Regions from separate parts of the Mus musculus genome. Here regions 2 and 3 are each linked to region 1. The links are chromatin loops, found by intact Hi-C in ENCODE. Cell type or tissue: left cerebral cortex. All regions are shown on one strand.

Region 1 (8,000 bases):
AACAGTACTTACTTTTAGCTAAAGAAAAAAGTCACACTACATCAATTTCTCAGTAAAGTGAGGAGCAATTTGCACCCCTTTTATCAGTGCATGTGTACATGTGATTGTGTGATATACCCATCACATTAACTACTGTGCAGTGTTTGTACACATGTGATTGTGCGTGATCACATGAACTACTTTCCAGATGATCTGATAAATTTTACTAACATAGATAGCTTTTTATAGCCAATTAGCATACATATCTAAGCTACCAGATCACTAAATTAAATATGTCCCAGATATCAAAACTCAGAATCACAGTTAAGTGCCTTGAAGATGTGACTAATATGTAGCAGACAGGAGCTAGAGAGACAGCTCCATGATTAAAAGCATTTTCTGCTCTTCTAAAGGACTAAGATTTTGTGTCAGAAGTTTGCAACTATAATTCCTGTTTCATGCAATCAGATACTGCTTTTTGACCTCTGGCCCCACCTGCACTCTCACTCACACATACCCACCTCCACATATGTTTACATAATTTTAAAAATCTTTGTAAAAGGTGTTGAGAATTTTTTAAATTGAATAATGATTTATAATGACTAGAGAAGCTATGTGAAGGATAAGCATGAGAAATATGAGGTATTTTGATCTTCATTTGTTGAATTACAACTGTCTGTAATTCTTTCAGAAGAGATTTGGGCAATTTTGTAAAAATGAATATCTGTTTTGCTTATGGAAAGTGATTTAGCACACAAGCAAATAAAATGCTTTAAAATTCCTCCCTCCATATAATTTCTATAATTTTAAAAGAATGCCCAGAAGAATATCTGAAAGCTAAAAGCCACTATTATATTTGTAAGCAAGTGAGACCTTATTACTAGCAGTATGTGTGTGTGTGTGTGTATGACTTTCAGTTCCCTCCATTGAACAAACTTGTTGTTAATTATTTCAGTTGTCCTTTTACAGATAATTAAAGACATCTGTAGTTGTTCTCCTATTTAAAAGTTTATTTCTAAGTCAGACTATAAATACTATAAGCACTAATAGAACAAAATCAGTTTCCTTTCAAGTTCTATATATTAACATGTCTGTTACTTTTGATGCCTTTTTATGTCTCAATTTCTCTTTTATTAAATGTACATGTTAGTGTGTGCTGTTATAACATATATACTAGATGAAATATGGGAAATTTATGTTTTATAGAAATGTGAAAACAAAGGGAATATCTTAAATGAATGTGACTGACATACCTTTCTGTGTGCAATGAATGGATTCTATATATGATTTGCTATTCAAGTAGTAAGACGAACACAAACAAGCTACAGATTACTTTGGGGTGGGGATGGACATAATCCTTCCTTTTTAGCTTTACATATTTAGCTTTTCCCCCCATTGCTTCAGTGTCACAGAGCCCTTTGGCTCTGTCTGGTGTATTAGCTCCTTTCTCGCCTCTAACAGTAAACAGGTGGGTGCAGCTGGAAATTGGTTTCTTTAAGGACTCTGTTCACAGCCACAACCATATGAAATTCAGTCTCTTCTCGAGATGCCTTGTAGAGCTTTGTGTCTGAATAAAGATGATCAACACGCTGTGAAATTTAATACTGCATTTTTATCCACTTAAGCCCATTTCATCTTAGGACAAAAGCTTGCCTTTTTTCTTTTCTTTTCTTTTTTTTTTTTTTTTTTTTTTCTCTTAAGGGCCCATAACACAATGAAAAAATGCTGGGCAGCCTTGGGCAGGGACTGAGAAACCAACCTTGATTTCTGCTCCCCCACACCTCATGAATTTTAGAAATGTGAATATCGGCAGGAAGTCAAACACTTCTTGAGGAAAGGTGGAGCTGACCTCTACTCAGCTGATAAAGGCCTTCCCTCTCCTCTCATTTTCCCTTCTGCGATGGAGATTGGAGGATTACTTCTTAAGAGACAGGGACTGAAATCTATGAACAAGGTAGCCTTTGCTCCTTGCATTCAGCTAACTCTAGGACTTCTCATCAACTCAGAAGGGCCATATTGGTGTGAAGGCTGCTCACCCTGATCACAGAGCTTCTAGAATGTTCTGCATAGATAATAAGTCTTTCTGTAGCCGGGCAGTGGTGACGCTTTAATCCCAGCACTTGGGAGACAGAGGCAGGCTGATTTCTGAGTTTGAGGCCAGCTTGGTCTACAGAGAGAGTTCCAGGACAGCCAGGGCTACACAGAGAAACCCTGTCTCCAGAAAAAAAAAACAAAAAAACAAAAAAAAACAAAAACAAAAACAAAACAAAACAAAAAAAACAAAAAACAAAACAAAACAAAAAACAAAAGGAAAAAAAAGTGTTTCTCTTTGGTCTTTGGACTTTGGCAATAGCTCGTATGCTCAGATACAGTTTGAAAGCCCTTACTTCTTATGTGTTTTACAATAAAGAAGAAAATATTTTTTCTTAGATTGTGGGATATTTAGAATTAGACAAATGAATATGCTGTGCTCAGATGTATGGTCCTACCCTTTGTTGTGTTTATTGGAAGGTAGGGGTCCCATGTAGACTATCAGACACAGGACTTAAACTCTTAAAATCTCTGCATTCACTAGGGTAATTATAATCCACACACCACCTGATCGAGATTCTTCTTCTTCTTCTTCTTCTTCTTCTTCTTCTTCTTCTTCTTCTTCTTCTTCTTCTTCTTCTTCTTCTTCTTCTTCTTCTTCTTCTTCTTCTTCTCCTCTTCTTCTTCCTCTTCTCCTCCTTCTTCTTCTTCTTCTTCTTCTTCTTCTTCCTTCTTCTTCTTCTTCTTCTTCTTCTTCTTCTTCTTCTTCTTCTTCTTCTCCTCCTCCTCCTCCTCCTCCTCCTCCTCCTCCTCCTCCTCCTCCTCTTCCTCCTCCTCCTCCTCCCCTCCTCCTCCTCTTCCTCCTCCTCCTCCTTCTCAGTTGGTAAAAGGAGAAAAAGGATCCTTGGATGTCTAGACAAGTTGCAACGAGTAATGCCTGTGAATGCTTTCCATATCCATACACCCAAGGTGGAATGGGCAGGAGCCTGGAACGAATGCAGGGTAGAAGTGCTAAACTGCAGTGTGCATCTTTTGAATTGCTAACCCCTAGTTCTGTGTGAGTGTCTCCCACCCACAGCAGTTCACCTTGAGCATCTAGCCACCGTCCTTCCCTCAAGTGGGCTTGGGGGTGTCTACTTTTGGCACAAGGGTTAACGGTGAAAGTCAGAGACCAGGTGGGGCGCCCACAAGCGTCCCAGACCTGGGTGGGCGTCGGAGGTGAGGGGGCGCTGTTCGGGCAGCAGTGAGCTGGTGGCGGGCGGGTGAGCTGCCAGGCTGACAGAAAGGCCGGCCAGAGTGGGGGCCGCTCCGCTGCCGCTGCCGTTGCCGCCGCCGCTGTGATGCGAAGCCAGAGCTGCGCCCAGCGGTGGAATCAGAGCTGGGGCGCGGGAGCACGAGCTGCAACATCAGCACCAGCGGCGGCGGCGGCGGCGGCGGTACCTGCAGTAGCTCCCGGGCCCCGCGCTTTGCTCTACGCCCCGCGGCTCCGGGAGCCGCCGCCCCGCGTTCTCTATGGATGTCAAGGCGGCCCCCAACGGGGTGGCCACCATCGAGGACCGGATCCTGCGGATTACTGGCTACTATGGCTATTACCCGGGTTACTCCAGCCAGAAAAGTAAGACGCCGCGAGGCGGTCCTGAGCGAACTGCGGGTGGGAGATGGGAGCTCAGGAGCACAGGGGCACAGGGAGACAGGGGGCAGGGGTGCGGTGCCAGAAGGCGCGCGGTGGGACACCTGCAGCATTGTCTGCTCCCTCACAAACACTGCCCTGGCCTCCAGGACCTCAGGGAGTAAAGTATGTCCGATGTCCGCTGTCCTCGGTGCTGAACCTCGAGGCAGCCATTGGGGCTGGGCGCTTGAACCCAGGAGTTTGGGGACAGTCTCAGTCTTGGAGGTAGAGGCGTGTAGAGGACAGGGCAAGCGCTCCTGATTGTCGTCGGTCAGCCTACCGGAGGCTGATTTATGCCTGGAGGATGCTAACATGGCTGTTCCACTAGCTGACCATCAGCCCTTGGGATACCCACTCAGAAAGCTTGACTCTGTGTCAGGGTGCTTACCCCACGCTGGGGATGAAGACTGTGGGGGACATTAGTTGGTTGAGGTTAGACTGGCTGGGTGGGTCAGCTTGTTCACCAGGGGTTGTTGAAATGTTGCCAGCACGATAATTGTTCATGATAAAACATCCTTAGAAGGTTCTCTACCCCCTGAGCAGTGAAAAGAACCTGCTTAAGTGGCTGAATTGCGGAGCTACCTACACCCTCCACACAACGCGGCCACCTCTGAGCTGCTGGATTTCAGCTTTATTCTGGCTAGATTACGCCAGTCTGCATAGTTGCTCTCAGGTTTTGGAAGCAGTTTCATCCACTACCGCTTCCTACACACACACACACACACACACACACACACACACACACACACACACACACACACACACACACACCGTGTTGCTGGGGATGCAGTGAGGGTCTCTATGTTTCTAGTCTCCACATTCTGTTTCCCTGACACACAAACCCCCCACTGTATCTGCTAGGATTAGTTCTGCTAAGCACCAAAGTGAAGCCTGTTTGGTTTGGTTTTTTTATTATTTTTTTTATTTTTTTGGTTTGTTGTTGTTTGTTCGTTTGTTTGATTCCTTAATCTGAACTAGGAGAGTAGCTATGCTTTAATTTCCATGCAGGTGGAATTTCAGTTTTCTTTATCACAGCATTTCTGTTGCAAAAGAAGGCTCTTAACTGGTGTTATTTTTAACCAGACGCTCCTTAGATGCATCCTGATTGGTATTTATCCTTGACAGTTTGGGATGCCATCAATATCACAGGCTCTGTGTGAAGCAGAAGACCCACACAAATCTTGACACATAGATGAGAAAGCACTTCATTTCCAATGTAACTTCATCCAGGGCTGTGCTGTCTCTCCATTGAATAATAAACCAAGAGCACTGTCCTGTGGGCCATTCTACAGATATTTTCCAGCTTAATATTTCATCTGCTCTCAAGAAAGGCCTATCTACTTCAGATGTTTCTGCCTAGTTGTTTCTAGCAGTAGACGCTTACATTATTCATTTTCCTTACAAAAGTAATTATATAGTGTTAGAGTTTCTGGAAGGAAAATCACATGCTGTGGAACATTCTTTGAAATCTTTTTACTACACGCTCAGTTTTTGTAGTTGTTTTTCTTTTTCTTTTTTTTTTTCTTTCTTTCTTTATCCTATTGGCACTAGGTGACTTCTTTAACCCTAGATATGTGAACTGTAATCTTCACTAGATCTTGTAGAAATTACTTGAATGTCACCTCTGAATATTTTAACTAGAAACCAGGCATTTGGGTGGTCAAGAGAATGTAGAACTTCTTTCTAAAATTGCAGGGTATTATAATTTTCGTGACAATGGTACTTCGGTTAATGAAGAGCAACCCAGAAAGAATACTGGGAAAGTGGCATTTTAGATAAGAACATGTTCATATTTTATTTTTGTACTTGCACAAAGAGCTGCACATGTTCCATTTGCAAGACAATAACAGGGCAAAAACGGGCTGTAACTGGAAGCAGAAAAGGGATAAAAATGCTTTGGGCATGTTATTAGTGGTGGGCATTTGCCTAAATTCAGGACACATGGTTCAAACTATAAAGACAGCAAGTCTCAGAACAGAGAGCTCAGGGTAGTCAAATTAATTCTCAGAATGTATGTACACTATTTCAGACCAAGAGAGCCATTGTCATTTTACATACAGAGAGGGGGTGGGGAGAGAGAGAGAGAGAGAGAGAGAGAGAGAGAGAGAGAGAGAGAGAGAGAGAGAGAGAGAGCTGGAAGAGGGCCAGGAAACCAAACACCATGAAATAATCCTGCCCTTGATGCAGGCTTTAACTAGTAAACAAACACATTGAAGCAAACCAGTACAATATGGTCAATTGATTTAGCTGCTACCAGGACTGAGCAACAGCTTGTGGCAAGTCTGGAGGAATCTATTTAGGAAAAGGCTACAGCAAGGATAGCAGATATGAGAAGACGAGGTTACTTCCCCCCTTCCTGACTCATCCCATGTGAGATCTGCAGGACGGGGTACTCTCTAGAGATCTATGCTGTTTGCCCTTTGAAGATGGATGGATACTCCGTTTTGTGAAAGTATGTCAAGATCGATCCGCTTGTTAATCTATCCTATTTGTCAACTTGTATCTCATCCAGAACAAACTCTGATAGGCTGAAGAAATAAAGAAATGTAATCAAATATTTAAAAATTAAGGTATTTTATGAGCCACTGATCCATTATAACAGTTTGATTTAATGAGCAGTTTATCAAACACACAAACACACACAGGCATGTGCATATGCAGAACAGGGTAAAGGCTGACCAAAATATACTGGGTAACCTTGAGTTATCTGAGACCAGGTAGAGAAAGACTCATTGCCTCATCAGTTGTTAATTGAGAAATTCTTTCCTGTAAGGAATGTGTCTGAAAAAGACATGAGAAAGAGTTTTCATTTTTGGAATTTTAATTCTCATGGAGGAGGAACCAGAACATAACCATATAAATATTCCTGTATATGTCAAGGTGATTTTTTAAAGACTGAAAACAGGATAAAAGAGTAAAAATTATGGGAGGCAAAGTAGTGTCACCATGCTAAATAGGAGCATTTAGCAAGGATGTGGAAAATATGAAGGAATTAACCATGTGCACATCAGGAGGGAGACATTCCAGGTAGTGCTATCATCCAGTGATATGTACCTGGGTGACATGAGCAGGAAGAAGGCCTTGTACAATAGAGTCTAGTGAACAACAACTGGAAGAGTAGATGGAGAGAAGTTCCTGGGGAGAGGGAATTGGGAGAAAAAAAAAAGACCTTATAGGCTCTTGTCAGTCTTTTGTAATGCTCTCTGAATGGCATGGATAGCTTTGCTTGAGTCTTGAAAGAGGAATAAGATAACTTGGCTTGCTTTTCAAAAGTATTAATCACACCAGTGCATTATTTTGGTAACCTAGGTGAGAGGTGATGGTGGCTGGAGAGACAGCATTGGAGGTGGAAGTAAGTGTTCAGACTCTGGCACATTTGATGTTAGAACCAGTAGAGTCTCCTGGTGTACTATATGTGTTACTGGTAAGAAAAGTTAGAACAAAAGTTATGGTTATGTTTTAGGGTTTGACTAAGCTTAAGTTGTCATGAGCAGAAGTGTGGGAAGCATCAATGATGGAGACCATTTTAGATATACTTGGTATGTTGGAGAAGCAGAATAAGTTTGGAGTTCCAAGATGCCTGATTGGAGAAGCATTTGGGATTTTCTAGCATTTAAATAGTGTATAATGCCTGAGATTGGTTGAAATCTCCAAAGAGTAAGTGTATATAGAGAAGAGGTGAGGTACAAGGACAGAACCCAGGAGCACTATGACATTTAGAGGTTGGGTGGAAAAATAGAAACCATTCAAGGAGACCAACACACACTTCCAGGGGAGGTAGGGGGTAACTTAGGAGAGTGAAATACAGCAGAAACCAATGATGCTTCAGGAGGAATGGTTAGAGGAGCCTGGTGCTTCAAAATGACAAGTATAATGAAGCTGACAACTGACTGTGCGCATGACAAAGGAAGGCCATGGAGACTTGATGAGACTGTAGACAAGAGATGGTGGATGCAATCACATGCACTAGACTACATATAAAAGACACTTAACAGAGGAAACTGGAAACTGTAAATATAGGTTCTTCAAGGATTATTTTGTGCAAAGGGAACAGAAAAAATGAAGGCAGTAGGTAAAGATGAGCTTGAAGTAAATAGCACATTTGCAGGCCAAGACAAATGACTTAAGAGACACAAATTAGTGATGTTGGAGAGAGAGAGAATACAGCAATTACATTATTTTTAAAGGAATATACAGAGGTCAAAGATGTGAATTAGGCTCTGGATCACTGAAATGGCAAAAAGTGTTTTGAAAATCTCTTCTGATTGCTTTAGTTTTCTCCTGGGTGAAAGCAAAACCATCAGCTGCGTAAGAGTGGAGA
Region 2 (8,000 bases), 200 kb before region 1:
GAGGCAGAACTACATATTCATTCTAGCCCTTAAAACCTCAAGGCCACCTGAAATTAAGGCAGAATATCCCATAACTGGTACATGGTTGTACATGCGGTGCTGCCTTCATTAGGTCTGACTCCGTGCTGCCCTGTCCTCTGAACATAATAGCTGCCACCACCAAGGTTCAGCTGTGCCTGCTTACAGAAGATTGGGCATAGCTGTGCTCCTTCAGAGTTGACATCCATCATTGGACCCTGACATGAATATCCCACCACTACTTCACTCAATTGCAACGGCAAATAGTACTCTGGCTAACAAAAAGTGTCTTGGGCTTTTATTTTTCTTTTTTGTTAAATATGAAACAATACTACTTTACTTGATCAACAGTTGATTTGTCTGGTCTTGTTCTGAATTACTCTTAATTATTATTACCAAAAAAGAAAACATGACATTAACACCTAGCACAGCACAATATCACATAACATAATAGGTAAACTATTAAAACAAAGTTTGATAAATTCTTGAATTCTTATTAGTTCTTGAATGCTTTATATACTCTAGTGGGAATTATAAAGAAGGAGTTTTTCCTTTTTTTAAGAGAAAAAAGTAACATTATTTATTTGAGATTTGGATAAGAAACCATAAAGAAGCTAGCAGATAAGACCAAAATTACACCATTTGTGATTATGGGTCTACAGGTCTTTGGGTATATAGACAAAACAAAACAAAAAAAGAATACAGGTCAAAAAAAAGTCACATTTGGATTTCAATAGCCTCATAATAATGAACTGCAACTGTATTCATTTATTTTGTTAATTTATTTATTTAATCATTTTACATTCCACTCACTGCCTCCCTCCTGGTCACCCCTTCCACAATCCTTCCCCGTCTCTCCTCCCCTTCCCCACTGAGTAGGTGCCCCCCTTGCCCCCCAGCCCCTGGAGAGTATCCTCCCACCCTGGCACATCAAGTCACTGCGAGGCTGGGCACATCCTCGCCAACTGAGGCAGACAAGGCAGCCCAGCTAGAGGAACATATCCCATAGACAGGCAACAGCTTTGGGGGTAGTCCCCGCTCTAGTTGTTTGGGACCCACATGGAGGCCAAGCTGCACATCTGCTTCATATGTTTGGGAAGGCCTAGGTCCAGCCATGAATGTTCTTTGGTTTGGTGGTCCAGTCTCTGAAAGCCTGAAAGGTTCAGGTTAATTTACTCTATTTGTCTTCTTCTGGTGTTCCTATTCCCTATGAGGCCCACAAGCTTTCCCTCTTATCTTCCATAAGAGACCCCAAGCTCCATACACTGTGTGGGTGTCTCCATCTATCTGAATCAGCTACTAGGTGGAGCAGAGGCCATCCTTGCTAGTCCTGTCTGCAAGAATAACAGAGTTGTGTCAGGGATTGGTGCTTGACCATGGGATAAGTCTGAAGTTGGGCTGGTTATTGATTGGCCATTCCCTCAGTCTCTGCTCCATCCCCTGTCCCTGAGTTTCTTTTAGACAGGATAATTTGGGGTCAAAAGTTTTGTGAGTGGGTTGGTGTCCCTATCATTCCATTGGGGTTTCTGCCTGGCTACAGAAGGTGGCCTCTTCAATTTCCATATCCCCAATGCTGTGAGTCACAGCTAAGAATATCCCCATTGGTTCTTTGGGACCTCCCTTATTCTAGTTCTCTGTCTTTTCCTGAAGATGCCTCCTACTTCCCCCCAAGTCAGTTGCAGATTTCTATTCATTCTCATGGCCATCTGGCCATCCCTCCTGACTCTCCCAACACCTGATCCTGACCACATCCCCATCCTCTTCTCTTCTCCTCTCCCACCCAGTTCCCTCTGTCCATCTGTCTCTTATGACTATTTAATTCCCACTAAAGAAGATTTTTTTAAAAGTTTTTCATAATATCAATATACTTGACATAAATGACAGTCATAAACTTGCTTATTGAAATAGAGCACTCTTGATGTATAGAAGGAGTTGTGTTTATTTTAAGGGGATTCTTAGTTCTTGGTCTTTGAAAATTTTGTCTTCCTCTTCAACCAAATACAATTCTGTGTTGAATTCTGTAGTGAATGAAGTCTTTGAGAATGTTTATGGTGACACTTGTGTCTTAGCACATTAGACACACATTAGTAACTATTGCCTGCTCATGCCTGCAGGTGTTTCCACTTAGAGTCTAGCTAAATGTTTATGTTTGTGATGCTATACTAACCAATCTGTGAGGGCTAGGTAACAATTAAAGGAGCATTTCAGGAGAAACAAATGAATGAATAATTATCAAGACAATTTCATTACATGAAAGCCAATATTTGCTGAACTGTTTAAGGCAAAATTTCAATGCCAATATCTGGGATGGCTGCCCCATTTATAACTCATGTTACTAAGTAAGCATGGGTAATTCTTGACTTACTCTTGCCGTGCTGGCTACTTTCAAGATTCTTGTTTCCACCACTGTGTCTCCATGGTATCGAAGAAGTTATTTAATCTGCTCAAGAAAATTATCTATCAACCAAACACCAAGTCGATTGCAGCTTGTAGAAAGTTTGTGTTGCTCACTTCTATTTGTTTGCACAACTGCTTGCCTCTGCCAGGCTTTGGGATTGAGAGTTAACTGTGCAGCTTGACATGGGCATTGATTTTGTCTCTTTATTGACTAGAGCAGACATGAGTGGGAGAGCGGTGATGGATGTTAGTACCACAATGTTCTTGGCTAAAGCAATGAGGCTGTGTCCGTCTCCAACTCACTGAATCAAAACAGAATACTAAAATTTTATGCTTGGCCTGGCAAGCTTTGCTTGGGATGAAGATAATCAAATGTTCTGCTTATTTAGAAAGAACTGTGACCTCTCTACTGATCCTTAATGAAATGTTATTTTAAGAGAGATATAAATTGTCTCTCCCATCTTCATCTTTAAAATACCCTCCCCCTAGAACCCATTCTGCCTGTGATGGCTTAAATTATGCCCCCTCACCCTAGAAAGTATATTCAACTCCCAAGTCTCAGTTTTTTGATTATTTGAACTTATTTTAACTAGAGTGTTTGTAGATTTTTTTTCAATTAAGAAAAATCATAGGAAAGATCTTCATCTAGTGTGGCTAGTGTCTGTACAAACCAAGGGGCATTTGGACAAAGAGGCCTTTGAAGACTGGGGCTGTCTAGATTTTTTTTTTTTTACCAGAAGTTAAGGTTTGCCTGGTAGTTCCAGAACATGGGACGAGCCACAGCAATCCTTCCTTGAAGGCTCTGGGTGGTGAGAGGCACTGACAACGCCTTGATTTGGAAATGGGTGTCTCCTGATTTGCAAAAATCAATTTCCATGGTTTCCTATCTCTTACCTTGCAGTGCTTTGCTCTGACAACTTGGGGGAGCAATGCACCCACTTTGAGCCTCTGCTCTCTCTCCCTTTCTACCACACAGTCTGTAAATTGGCTAGATTACATCACTCCACTAAAACTGCTCTTTCTGGGGTCTTCAGGATCTTTGAGGAAGGACTGGCTCCAGCATCCTTATTGCTAAGATCAAGTCCTTCCTTGTTGAAGGAACTCAGATGAATTATTTAAAATTCGAGTACCTTAGTTTGTGTTTATTAATACCATGGATCCATCTTTAGAAGTTAGCAAGGCTAACACACTCATAGTGCCTGGAACATGGCTTACATCAGCTCATTTTCGTTGTAATATTGCCTCACATAGTTCTTTTATCTCCTGGCTGCAGTCCCTGGACCATGATGGCCACTTTGTTCCCTCTGTTCTGTTGCAGGCTTGTTATCCTCCCTGGCCCTGGCTGTTCTTTTAGTAAAGATCTCTTGGAATGCTTTGTAGCTAATGGGTTGTCCAAATATAGAATTTTAACAGTTCTTAGCTTTATCAAGTGAGTAATTTTGAATAAATTAACCTTTTTGAGCCTCAGATTGTTTTAAACAATTGGTTGGTAAAATAGGAATAAGCTGACTTTTGGAGAGGTAAATAGGCTCAATTAAACAAAGGGCTCACCTGAAGTTGGATTTGAATCATGACCTATTCCCAGGCAAAGACTATCATTTAATCTGTGCTCTTGGTGTATTTCACAATGTCACAGGGAGTCAGCTACCTGAAGTGCATTATGAAGCAGAGCCCAGCTGCCCCCAGAGCAGGTTTTGAGGTTGGGGCCAGTTCCTAGGAAGCTAAAAAAAAAAAAAAAAAAAAAAAAAAAAGCCTTACCAGATCGAGCTTTAGTCATGACTGATGCTCTCCAATCTCTGCTCACAGCTCTCCATCGTTTTGCCTTCTGTCACAGCTCTCAGATACATCCTCCACAGAGGACAGCAGCTGAGTAGGTTCTGCCATTGGAAGGGAGGGCAAGGTAACTAGACATAGGAATGATACCAGGCAACCACTCAGTTTCAGAAGTGGTTGGCTCCAGGATGAGGGTTTAATTTAGTAGAAGAGTGTTTACCTCGTATGTTCTAGGCCATCACTTTGATTCTCACACATAAACAAAAAGCAATAAAACCCTAATTGACTGGTTCTAATGTTACAATAAACCGAGCAATGGGAAACATCAAAGGTTCATCCTTGGCTTCATTTAGTGACAATTGTCCCAAGAAGGAGGTGGGCTAGGGCTGTTGCATTTAAGGATCTAAGGTATTTTCCATTATGACAGGGTCATGAGGCAACAGCAGCAAAGCTGAGTCACTGCTGTAGACTGTACTGCCTTCTTTATTCTACAGAGATGAGTTAGTGCCTTTTTCATGTAGGCAGACAAATGAAAAACTGAGTACACTACAGCTCAACTAAAGTGGTTAGAAGGATTAAATCATGAGCCTGCTAGTAAGATTCAAAAATACATCCAATACTGATTAAAATAGACTATGCTCCAGTCCACTCCATGTGAAGATAGTGAGGATAGTTCACCCTTTCCTAGGGTGTAGGTGGCTTTATGTTTTAGTCTCTCAATCTCACTTCGTGTTCCGTAGGCTCACAGCATGACCTAAAACTTAAACACCCTTTCTGACAGATCCTGTTATGTACTTTCCAATAGCTTTAAAGCTGGAGGTGCAGTCATTGGAGAGTCGGCTAGACAAACCAGGGAGCAAAGGGCTTTGTGTTCTATGCACATCAAATGATCACTATCTTTGGGGGAAAAAAAGCCAGAGTATAAAACTTTGCCATGCATTAATATTTCTTGTTCTGCTCACAGTCCATAGACTACAGCTGTTCATTAATTCTCCATAAATGCCTTGTGCAGAGAGAGTTACTGCTTCAGAGAGTTTTCAGTGGCATACTTTTGCTGAGTGATGCAGTGAGAATTGGTGTTTTAGGGTACTTTTGAGATGATTGATGTTAAGCTTTGGTTGAGCTATTTCCAATAGTATACGTAGGCTGCTACAGAGAATACATTTTGACTCTCTATTCCCTAAACCACAGGACTGCTTGCTTAATGTAAATGGCTGGTCATACATGGTGACTTCAAAATCAGAGATTTAGCATCCTCACCAGGGGTCCTTTGCACAGGCCATATTTCTGCCTTGGGTTGGACAACATATTTGTCAAAGTGGGTCAGCACCCAGTCCACAGCAGGTCCATTGAGAGTATGACCTCCTGGATTTATAAGTGCCCTGGGATAAACAGAACATCAGAAAGGCCCTTTAAATATTTTATGCAGCCCTCTTCTGTCCCTGAGCTGCTCAGCCTTGACTTATGCTAGCATGCTTCTCCTCTGATTATCTCTTACATCAATCGCCCCTTTTTCCATGTCTATAAAATTGACTCTGTTTGACTTTAAACTGTACACTTCCTGCCTTTTGTTTGGAACATTGCTCAGTGTTTAAAGAGGTCCTCTGCTTCTCTGAATGCCTTTCATGTGTTCTTAGGTGCTGTCCTAAGGCAAGGCTTCCTTTTTTCTTCCAGTAGTCTATGGGTGAAACCCTTGTTTCCCTACTGTTTTAATAGTAAGTCATGAAATACAGTGGTAAAAAGGAATGGATTTTCCTACCTTTTCATCCTGTCGTCCTTTGCTGGAGGAAAATGAAGAACTATATCTATGCAGAATTAAGGGTAATTAGCCTATGACATACTGGGGCTTCATGCCTTTGAGTTTGGGGTGCACTGACATTATTTTAGCTGATATCTTTGACCATTGTGCTAAATTGTCCTTTGCCAGATTAATCCTTAATTCCTTAATACTGTCTCCCTTATGGTTGTTTTGAGAGTAAAAGTGGCTGGTTAGGTGCAGTGAGTAAATGTCAGCTGTCTCTTTGTATGCATGCTATAAGCTATTAGAACTGTGTCTTGTATATGTTTGTGTATATATGTGTGGTATATGCATGTGACTATTCTATTACATTTTGCCTTAGGTCTTTGAGACAGAATCTTTCACTGTGTCTGGACCAAGCTTGGTGGCCAGCAAACCCTAGTGATTCTTCTTTTTCTGCCCCTCTACCCAGACTGGAATGATAGGAGTACATTGCCTCTAGTCCTCATGGTTGCAAAGCAATTGTCATTACCCACTGAGCCATCTCTCCTGCCCATGATTGTTGTTGACTCCAGAGGCCATATATGCTTTGAGAAGCCTAGTACCATGCAAGTGTTATTACCTGTGAAACTTCCAGGTCTTTTGTCTCATGGGCCAGTGTTCTAGTCACAACACCTAGGCTATCACATTTCCTTCGTTAATTTGATCCCTCAACACACACACACACACACACACACACACTGTCTCTTGTCTCTTTTCTCTGTCTCTCGTCTCTTGTCTCTCCCTCTCCCTGTTTCTCCTTCTCTAGGAAAGTGTGCCTATAAGCAGATAAATGCAGATAATTCCACTCAAAATTAATTGATTATATGACTTGATTAATTCATCCCTCTAAGCCTTGAGTTTCTTGTAGGTAAATGAAAGGCAGCAATCTAGAGTTGTGAGGATTATGTAATATAATGTGAATGTAAATTGCTTAATAAATTGTCTGCACCTGATGTGCCCAGTGAAATATTTGCTTCTATTTCCTCTCATGTAGGAAACACCGAGTTTGCTCAAAGATTTAATGGAGAGTGATCCTTCCAACACTGAGCAGCATCTGCCTCTTGCCCTAACTCTCAAATAATACTTAGCCTCTCTTAGCTTGTACTGTATTGAATGCATACTATATTGATTTGGGATCCTTATAGTATAAAGGCCCAAGGTAGGGCCCAGAGAAGTAGAGGGTTTTGATTCACTGGTCATTCAGGATTCAGGTTCCTTCTTATGTTTTGTTTGGCTATTTATTAGGGTGCCTTGGCATCTGAGCTGTCATCCATGAGAAAGGGAGAGTGTGATGAAAGCATGACCACTTCCACAATGACTGGGCCCTGCAATTACAGGTCACTGGCAATAAGTTTGAGTCAGGACCACATCTAAGAGCAAATGACAAGGACACTTGCACAACTGGGCCTTGTGTGACAAGACATATGGTCTGTTGCTACAGGGCAAGGGGAGGATAGGTGAGAATGAGTGAAAGATCACCCTTTCCTTGGAATCCAGACTAGAGAACCCCACATGGATGAGGGGGGTTTATGACACTCTAGGAGTGACTTAGGAGTGTGGGTTCTGACTCTAGTTCAACCAGAGATTTACATTATGATATTGTCCAAAGTAAAACAGCCCATCTCAGCTTTGTTCATGTGGAAGAAGCTATGGGATGATGGTTGGTCTCTGTCTCTTCCTAGCAAACTGCAAGTGCACCCTGACCAATCATCTCAGGTTCTCTGTCTCAGTACTTCTTCATGATACTTCTCATGGGACATAGATGCAGGGGTTTTATTTGCTGTGAGCTATTCCTTCACTTCTTCAAACAATGAGCCTACTGAAGAGACAAGCCTGTTATAACAGCCTGCAGGTATCCAAAGGCCAAAGGCATTTAGGGATTGGCAGGCTGATTGGTTAATAAATGCAAATCAATTGAGGTTCCTTGGACAAAGATGCTTCAAAAATACTGCAACGTGCCTTTAACTGTGGATGGATCAGAACTGAGAGAATAGCACCCAAGGTCTTTTCTATTCTTACATTTTACAATCCT
Region 3 (8,000 bases), 290 kb after region 1:
GATCAGCAGCACCCCCTCTATCCTGCCCATCTTCTCCTCCAATCAGGCAGCCTAACAGGACTGTCTTCTTACTAACATCTTCGACACCCCCACCCCTGCATATTGACTCACGTAGTCTAGCAGGATAATTCTTTGATTTCCAGAGATTGTTTTTTTTTTTTTTTTCAAATTTCAGCATCCTTATAAGGCCTACCCTGAACAACCTATTAGCCATTGCAACCCCCATCCCAACAGTCCTGATTCCCTCAGACCTTCTCTCTCATGACCCCATCCTCACCCCACACACACTAAGATATTGATACTATACTTAAGATTCCCTAATTCTAACATGTGAAATCCAAAGTGCTCCAAAATCCATTTTTTATCTGATCACTGACATTACCACGGGAGGAAAAATTCCAAACCTGCAGCCAAAAAGCAGAAACATTGAAAATATTGTGTAAAATTACCTTCAGCTACTGTGCCTAGCAAACACATGAAACAAACTGTGTCCAGACTTGAGTCCCAATCCCAAGATATCTCATTATATACATGCAAATATTTGAAAAGCAGAAATAAAATTCCAAATTTGAAACACTACTGGTCCCAAGAAACTCAAGTAAGGGATACTGAACATATATAATATACGCAGTAGGATTTTGATACCCACTGGCACCAAAGCCCCCAAAGGAAATGGATGGCACACTGAGATTTTAGTAATTCAGGGAACTTTCTTTTGCAACCCTCCTTGCACAGAAGAGAAACAGTCAAAGATAGTGCAGAAAGTGTTAGAGGCAGCAGACAGGTAACCAGCTCTGGGCCAAGGCAAGGGGAGAGATTTCTAGAGCCTGGAAGGATAGAGTCAGGTAAAGGAAGCTGCACTGAGGGTAAGAGTGGCCTTCCACTGAGAGACATGTTCACCCGATAGCCCAAATACCTAACCTCATTGTCATCTCCTCAGTGGCTGCACCCAATAGGATGGCAGGGAAGCTGCTGCATGGGACAGGCAGAAGACTGCTGTCAAGCCGGTAGGAAGAAAGGCCACCTGGCACAACGTCGTTCAAGTTCAGGAGTTTTCCTTTAGACTAAGTTTTATCGGTTTCCTTTAGTGTTAAATTTTATCGGATTTTTTCCCCATCTATTAAAACAATCACACATACCCACACACAGAGAAATGCCTACCCACACAAAAATAAACAATTCTCTGGGTTTTCTTTTCTCCAGCTAATACAGTCTAGAGTTTATAATGGTGAGCCATGGTGCGTTTCTGGCATAAACTCAACTTGGTCGTGAGATAAGTGCACACATACATTGCTGAACTGCATTTCCTTCGACTGTGTATCTGCCTTAATGAAGGAGACAGACCTACACTTTTCCAACACAGTTTTATATCAGCTTTGCCATCAAGATTGAATTATTCTTGGAAAATTGAGATTTCACACCCTTCTTTTCCAAAACATTTATTATAGCAACACAGAATTGCTCTAGTTCCCTAACATTTAGTAAAAAACATTTTTAGACTCTTGGACTTTTAAGGAAAGTGATAATTTTTCCTACTAGCTTAATTAATAGGTCTGGGTTGGTTTGAGTATCTTATTCTTTCTGAGTGTTTCTTAGAAATCACCAAAGCAAGCTTTTGAATTTATTGTTGCGGGGTCTTATCTTCTTTGTATTTAATCTTATGCTAAGTCCTGTGAAATGAATCTTCCAGCTTTCAGTATGTGTTTACAGTGTGTGTGTGTGTGTGTGTGTGTGTGTGTGTGTGTGTGTGTGTGTGTGTGTGTGTGTGTGTGTGCTGGCTAGAAGCTGATGTCAGCTAGCTTCTTTAATCACCCTCTACTTTATTTACTTACACAGAGCCTCTGGCTGAACCTGGAGTTCACCAATTCAAAGTTTAGCCCATTTATCCTGGGCATCCCATTTCTACCTCCCAAGTAGTAGGGCTCACACTTTGATGGTGAGCGTTATCTGCCGAGCCACCTACTCATCCCCAGATACATTTATTTTACTTCAGTACTGGGCAATGAACACATGGCCTCTTACATGCTAAAACAACATGCTCTGCTGCTCTGTTCAACTTCAGCCCTGTAGCTCTTCCATAATAAGCAGCATTAAAGAGAACTGAGCCTTAATTTAAAATTGTGAGCCTGGATCTTTTATGGAGCATTTCCCGATCTCCTTTCCTGAATATAAATAACTTCTTACCTGGCCTAAGTGTCTTATGGATCGGCTTCTCACAAATATGTGCATTTCTGTTTTCTGATCTAGAGAAATATTTATCTTGTACTAAAGCCAAATCATGTCATGTAAACCTTTTTTGGGGGGTGGGGTGGGGTTCAGGGGTTTCATGGATAGCTCCTCTGAACAAACAACTGCACTGTAAATCAGAAATCCTTCTTGGGCCTTAAGTTGTCTCCATGATCATCTCCCTAAAGCTGGCATAGTGTCACTTTCTTCACTTCCCAGAATTTTAAGAGACATGTTAGGTCACTGTGCCAAACACATGCTACATTTTCTTGAAGTTGCTCTGACCCACCTTCCTTGTCTTTTAATAAACAAAACCAGCCTCTCCTAAGTCAGTGATTGTCACCAAGTGCAGAGGTTGGTGGTACTTGGTTGATTGATCCTCCGGTCCCGAAGCCCTAGCACATATTCCAGCTGATGATATTGATCATGTGTTGACGAGTCAGGTCATTCAGAAACCTTTAGGCAAATATATTTCCTAATGTTAAAAAAATGAAAAAGTACCACCCTACCGTTCCCCTAAACAACTCCTTCTGGTGTGATTCTTCTGCAAAGGATGAAGAGAAGCAACTGCCTTCCTCTGTAGGGGAAGGGAGGTGTGCGTGCGCGTGCGCGTGTGCGTGTGTGCGTGTGTGTGTGTGTGCATGTGCGTGTGTCCAGGATTCACTGGGCTGGCATATTTACATGAAGCCAGTTTGCCCAACTGTTTCCCTGTATTGCTTCCCTGTATAGTTCTGTGCAGGTGGAAGCTTGTTGGCACTGCCGCTTGCTGCCATCTAGTGGCTTGGCAAAGAGAACGTGTGGTTCTTCAGGTTCCTTTTTCAGAAAGTAGATGCCTAGAGGGCTCTTAACAATAGCTACCATTTAGCCTTGATCAGAAATGTGAACCTAAATAGACGGCTAAGGACAAAGGAAAGGGGCTCAGACAACCATACTATCAAACCAGAAGCCTGGCCCAAAGAGTACTTTTTTAAATGACCCAAATATTTTGGTTTATTCCAACTCAGTGTCCACACTATACACACAGATCATCTACAGTCTCCTTGGATGTGGTTCCTTCAGTCATTAGTAGCAATGTGGGATCATTCCACACCCCAACCTTTAAAGAAATCTTCAGCATCTCTGGGGGAGTTCTGAAAACTTTCTACTTACAAGACATAACGCAAGCCTGGAAAATCTCCAGCCCCGGTGAAGTGCCTGGAGACTTTGTTTTGAAATGCAAGGGCATTCTGAGAATCAGCCTTCCAGGAAGCAAACTATGAGGTGAAGAACATGGTTTGATATATGGTACACATCTGAGCTTGAGTCCTAGTGATGCCACTTTCCAGTTGGGCAAACCTGGACAAATCGTCAGCCTTTCTAAAATGGGACCCTTAGAATTTATAAGGTCTTCCAAAGAACGACATATGATGGTACATTTCCTCGTGCATACAGTAAGAAATGATGGCTACACAGCCATTCAGTCTCACGAATAGACACATCCTTAAGACTCACCCATGCAGAGGAGACACAAACTTTTCTGTTCTCCCATTTAACCAAGCCCCTGGCTGTCATAGATTCTTCTTCCCACAGGTGTCTGGAAGGGTCCCCCACTCTTGGTCTCTCCCTCCAGCATTCTGGCACAATCAACTGCTGTATCCAGAACTAGCATCTTCATGCCCTGAAATGCTAAGAGTGGGGGGAACAAACAGCTTCTCTTAGTCACCGCTCATGGCTTCTTTACTAGGTTAAGTTCCAAGGTCCGACCGCATGGGAAATGTGTCTAATAGTCACCAGTGATTATGACTAAGGCGGCTGAGGATGCTTCTCTGCTGAGACTAGGGCAGGCAGACCGTTCTCACCTCAGAGACTTCCTGGATGCAAAGAGCTCAGCTCTGTCTCCCTGAGTGAATAAACTCTGCAGACACCCTCTGCATGTCGATGTGAGGAGACAAGCTTTGTCTTCCATGCTCAACTTTGTAGAGTCCAAACTCTTTTGTGGAGAAGGAAGGCTGGGCAGTGGGCTGGGGCGATGGCTCAGTGGATAAGGTGCTTGCTGTGCAGGGATGAGGACCAGACTGGTTACTCAACACCCGAAAAACTAAAAAGCCCAGTCTGAAAGAATTCAGTGATGACAGGCACATCTGTAATGACAGGCACATCTGTAAAGCCAGCAGACTGGGATTGGAGGGGCTTTGTGTAAAAACAGATGTTCCCAGGGGTGCCCAGCCCAGCCATTTAGTGGAAACAGTTACAAGATCAGTGAGAGACCTTGTCTCAAAAACAAAAAGTAAGGTTGAGAGCTGTAGAATAACATCTGACATCAACCCTTAGTCTCTACAGGTATATGCAGTGATGTGTGTGTGCGCACACGTATACACACACACACACACACACACACACACTGGGGGCAAGGAGAAACTTAGACAGGCCCACGGATAAACTCCTGCTCAGTTTCAGTGAACCTTTTAAGCTCCAATAAATGTCTTCCATAAACCTTACTCCCTGCTTAAAAAAAAAAAAAATGACCCTACCATTTGTTAGCAGTTTGTACTTTTCTCTCTTTTTTTTAAAGATTTATTTATTTATTATATGTAAGTACACTGTAGCTGTCTTCAGACATTCCAGAAGAGGGCATCAGGTCTCATTATGGATGGTTGTGAGCCACCATGTGGTTGCTGGGATTTGAACTCAGGACCTTCAGAAGAGCAGTCAGTGCTCTTAACCACTGAACCATCTTGCCAGCCCAGTTTGTACTTTTCTCTTAAGCATGCCTTGTCACCCATGATTACTGAAGGAACTTCCCCCAGAGACCTCCCTAAGGACTGGGACAGCACTGGGTGGTTAAGGGAAGATCAGGTGTGTCTCCAGTCTCTTTCATCTCTACTAGTCTAAGACCCCAGCTATTTGGTAACTTTAAACACGATCCCTCAATCCCTGACCAAGATTTTGATTAATAACTCACTGAAGACACTGAGCTAGAACAATAAAGAACCCTGTAGGTCAAAAAGCCCTTCCCACAGACGACAGTGGTGACACTGGGTATGACCTTCCCTGTGTGTGCCCAGGAGGAAGTGCCGCTTTCACACAATGCTCGGGTAGTTTAATGTACCTGCTTTTGTGTTTCATCGTCTCATGGTGTGAGGGATGCTGAACACTCTAAATTTTGGACTTCTAGAAGCTTGAACCCATTGACCTGCCACAAGCAATTACCTCTGAAAGGCTTCTGTGCCATCAAGAAGGCAGAACAAAGTCCAACACAAAGGTGAGCTGGGGCGGTTGTAGACTGGGGGAAGTGGGTGAGACTGGGAGAGTCGCTCTTTTCAAGTTTCCCCTTCACACAGGAGTTCAAAGCCAACGCAGACTGTTCAGTCCTTGGCAGGTAGAATGAAAAGCATCAGTGCTTGCTTATGCCTGCTTGCAACTGGCAAGTGCCCTCCACCCTCGGGTGAGGCCAGGCTCCGTCTGCTTTGTGGAGAAAAGAGAGCCATGTAGATGAAAAGGGAATCTTGCGTGGAAACTGGTGGTTCTACAAGTTTTCATCTGTGCTGGGGGAAGCCAGCACAGCTCTTCCCTTCACTCCTCCTGGGTTTAAAAAAACGATCTCTCAAAACCCAGGGAGAGCTTCTCCAGAAGTTATTCCTGACTTCTGTGCCACCAACCTCTATCAAAATGTAACCTCAGGGAAGGGCTTCAGTCAGCTTTGCCCTGCAGAGTAAAAAAACGAAAGCTGTTTGTAGGGGTCCTTTTCAAACCTTGTCCTGACTCATTCCGGAGCCAGCCAGTCACTGCTGGGTGAGGTTAAGGGTCACCCGCATGCTACAGGTCCTCAAGTCCGTGCTTAACGTGCTGGCAGCTGCGGCAGCCTCCCTCTATGTTTCTGCACCATGCAACACACTGTCCACAGGGCAGCACAAAGGGTTGTCGCCAGTTCTGTTCTTTACCTCTGGGCAACAGTAGGTGACAAATGAAAATACATTCACCCCTGCTTACCCTCAATAGCCACCTCTGCCACTGAATTTCATGACAAACTAAAGGGAGAGCAGCAGACTCATCAGTAGTCATTTCAAAGCCTCCCTTAACTGCTGTGCTCCCTGTACTTATATTAGAATATGAAAACAAACTGTAGAGAAATAAGTTCCACAGGGCCACTAGGGGGTGCTCTTCTCACGTCACAGCTGTCCATTCAATGGTAGAAGACACAGGAAGAGAAAGGGAAGGAAGGTCTCATCAAACCCAGCCACTCTTCTAGAGAGATATTACAAGCATCTGTTGGGGGAGAAATGGTACATTGTCGAAGTGAGATTATCAAAATGAAATTGTCAAGGCCTTACATTCAGGCTTTCAACACTCTGCAAGAACCTTTAAAATACAACTAGATACACAGCAGATTGCCACTTCATTCAGACAGCTATACAAAGGACTTGTCAGGGACACACACCAGTATAGCTTTATCATGACAGGAGAACACCATGGATTACAATGGATTAAGATCTCCTGCTCCAAGAAGGATTGAAGGCTGTAGATTGTGGCAGTCAACAACAATGACCCCAAACTAATAAACATGTCATCTTTCACAGCAGGAAAATGAGAAGAAAATTCAACTTCCTATGTACACTTCTGGGAAAAGACAATATTTGCATAAGATGAAAATGCTAGAGATGAACCATAAAAGACAAGAGGTAATGAGAAGAGGGTCGCATTTACCAAATATGGAGGGCACCATCACTGTCCCACCAAGGCCAATCTCTACTCGGCACTGGAGCAGAAGCTGCCACTGCCCAAACTGGAAGAAACAGGAAGATGACCTTTGCTCCCAGCCTTGATCTCTTTTAATGTTCTAAACATTTATTTCCTTATTTTGTGGGAGCACAGGGCACACACATGTGCTACAGTGCGTGTCTGGGGGCCAGAGGCCAACTTTTTGTAGTAGGTTTTATTTTCTTCCACCATATGGGTTCTGGGTCTCGAACTCAGATTGTCAGACTTGGCAGCAAGCTCCCTTAATCACTGAGCCATCTCACTGGTCCCTTGGGTGTCCCTTTGTCTTTGTCTCTTTGTTTTGTTTTTGACATAAGGTCTCATTACATAGTTCTGGCTGACCTGGAACTCACTCTGTAGGCCAAGATAGCCTCCTGCTTCCTCATTGTTGGGATTAAAGATATGAATCACAAAGCCTAGCTTATGTCTTCTTTTTTAAAACAAGCTGCCTTGGACCCTCTGGTTGCAGCCAGAAAATAAGGTAAATCAATAATACTAGTTTCTTGGTTTACTTAGAGAGGGAAAAGAAGTCAGTGTATAGTCTGATACACAGGCCTCTCCCTGTAATCCATGCTGCAGAATTTTCTATAGAGAAACACTTGGTACTGAGCATGCTTGTACCCCATGCTTGTGGGGCTGTGCAGGAGGAGTGCCACAAGGTCTAGGCCAGCCTGGGTTACATAGAAAGTTTCAGGACAGCCTGAGCTACGGAGTGAAACCCTGTTTCCTTTTCTGCTGCTATAAGAGAATACCAAAATGTGTTAATTGACAAAGACAATAGAGATACTGCTCGTCGATCCAGAGGCGGAAAGAGCTAAGACTGAGACACTGATGATACAACACAGCACAAGCAAGGAACGCAGAAGGTGACAATGTTCTTGAGAGTGAGGGGTCAGGGGGCAAGAGCAAGCCAAGGCAGGCAAGCAGCCTTTCTAGCTCTTTCTAGGGAGAACTAGCCTCCTCCTGTGACAGTAGTTTTCCTCTATCCTGAAAGTGAGCCACCTACAAACCAGCATAAGGATTGGGGTAGGGATATG

What was found. Hi-C counts contacts between places; a loop is a spot of excess contacts. Peaks named below come from ENCODE experiments on the same cell type or tissue, not always from the same donor. Only the 100,000 strongest peaks of a DNase experiment are listed, where the experiment ranks them.
Region 2: a loop joins it to region 1, with 5 times the contacts of the local background. A loop is called at or near these places in 4 of 42 quality-filtered maps.
Region 3: a loop joins it to region 1, with 4 times the contacts of the local background. A loop is called at or near these places in 10 of 42 quality-filtered maps.

What each region holds. Positions count from the first base shown.
Region 1 is chr14:49,521,136-49,529,135 of GRCm38, reverse strand. Slc35f4 (solute carrier family 35, member F4) reads left to right here and starts at 3,299. Exons shown (of 8, transcript NM_029238.2): 1 at 3,299-3,625. The coding sequence starts at 3,523. In left cerebral cortex, a CTCF peak has its summit at 3,227; DNase peaks (open chromatin) are centred at 3,343, 4,094, 4,882 and 5,943; H3K4me3 peaks cover 2,467 bases; H3K27ac peaks cover 1,896 bases.
Region 2 is chr14:49,719,217-49,727,216 of GRCm38, reverse strand. All of the region lies in intron 5 of Armh4 (armadillo-like helical domain containing 4), which reads left to right. It overlaps Gm36146 (a long non-coding RNA gene), which reads right to left. Exons shown (of 2, transcript XR_383420.3): 1 at 4,174-8,000. Among named protein-coding and RNA genes, the nearest start is that of Gm36146, 4.8 kb to the right of the region's middle. In left cerebral cortex, a CTCF peak has its summit at 3,319; DNase peaks (open chromatin) are centred at 3,348, 4,337, 4,676 and 4,896.
Region 3 is chr14:49,233,347-49,241,346 of GRCm38, reverse strand. ccdc198 (coiled-coil domain containing 198) reads left to right here. Exons shown (of 7, transcript NM_025956.4): 4 at 5,381-5,467; 5 at 6,783-6,884. Among named protein-coding and RNA genes, the nearest start is that of ccdc198, 8.1 kb to the left of the region's middle. In left cerebral cortex, CTCF peaks have their summits at 3,002 (motif pointing left) and 6,337 (motif pointing right); DNase peaks (open chromatin) are centred at 2,985 and 6,358.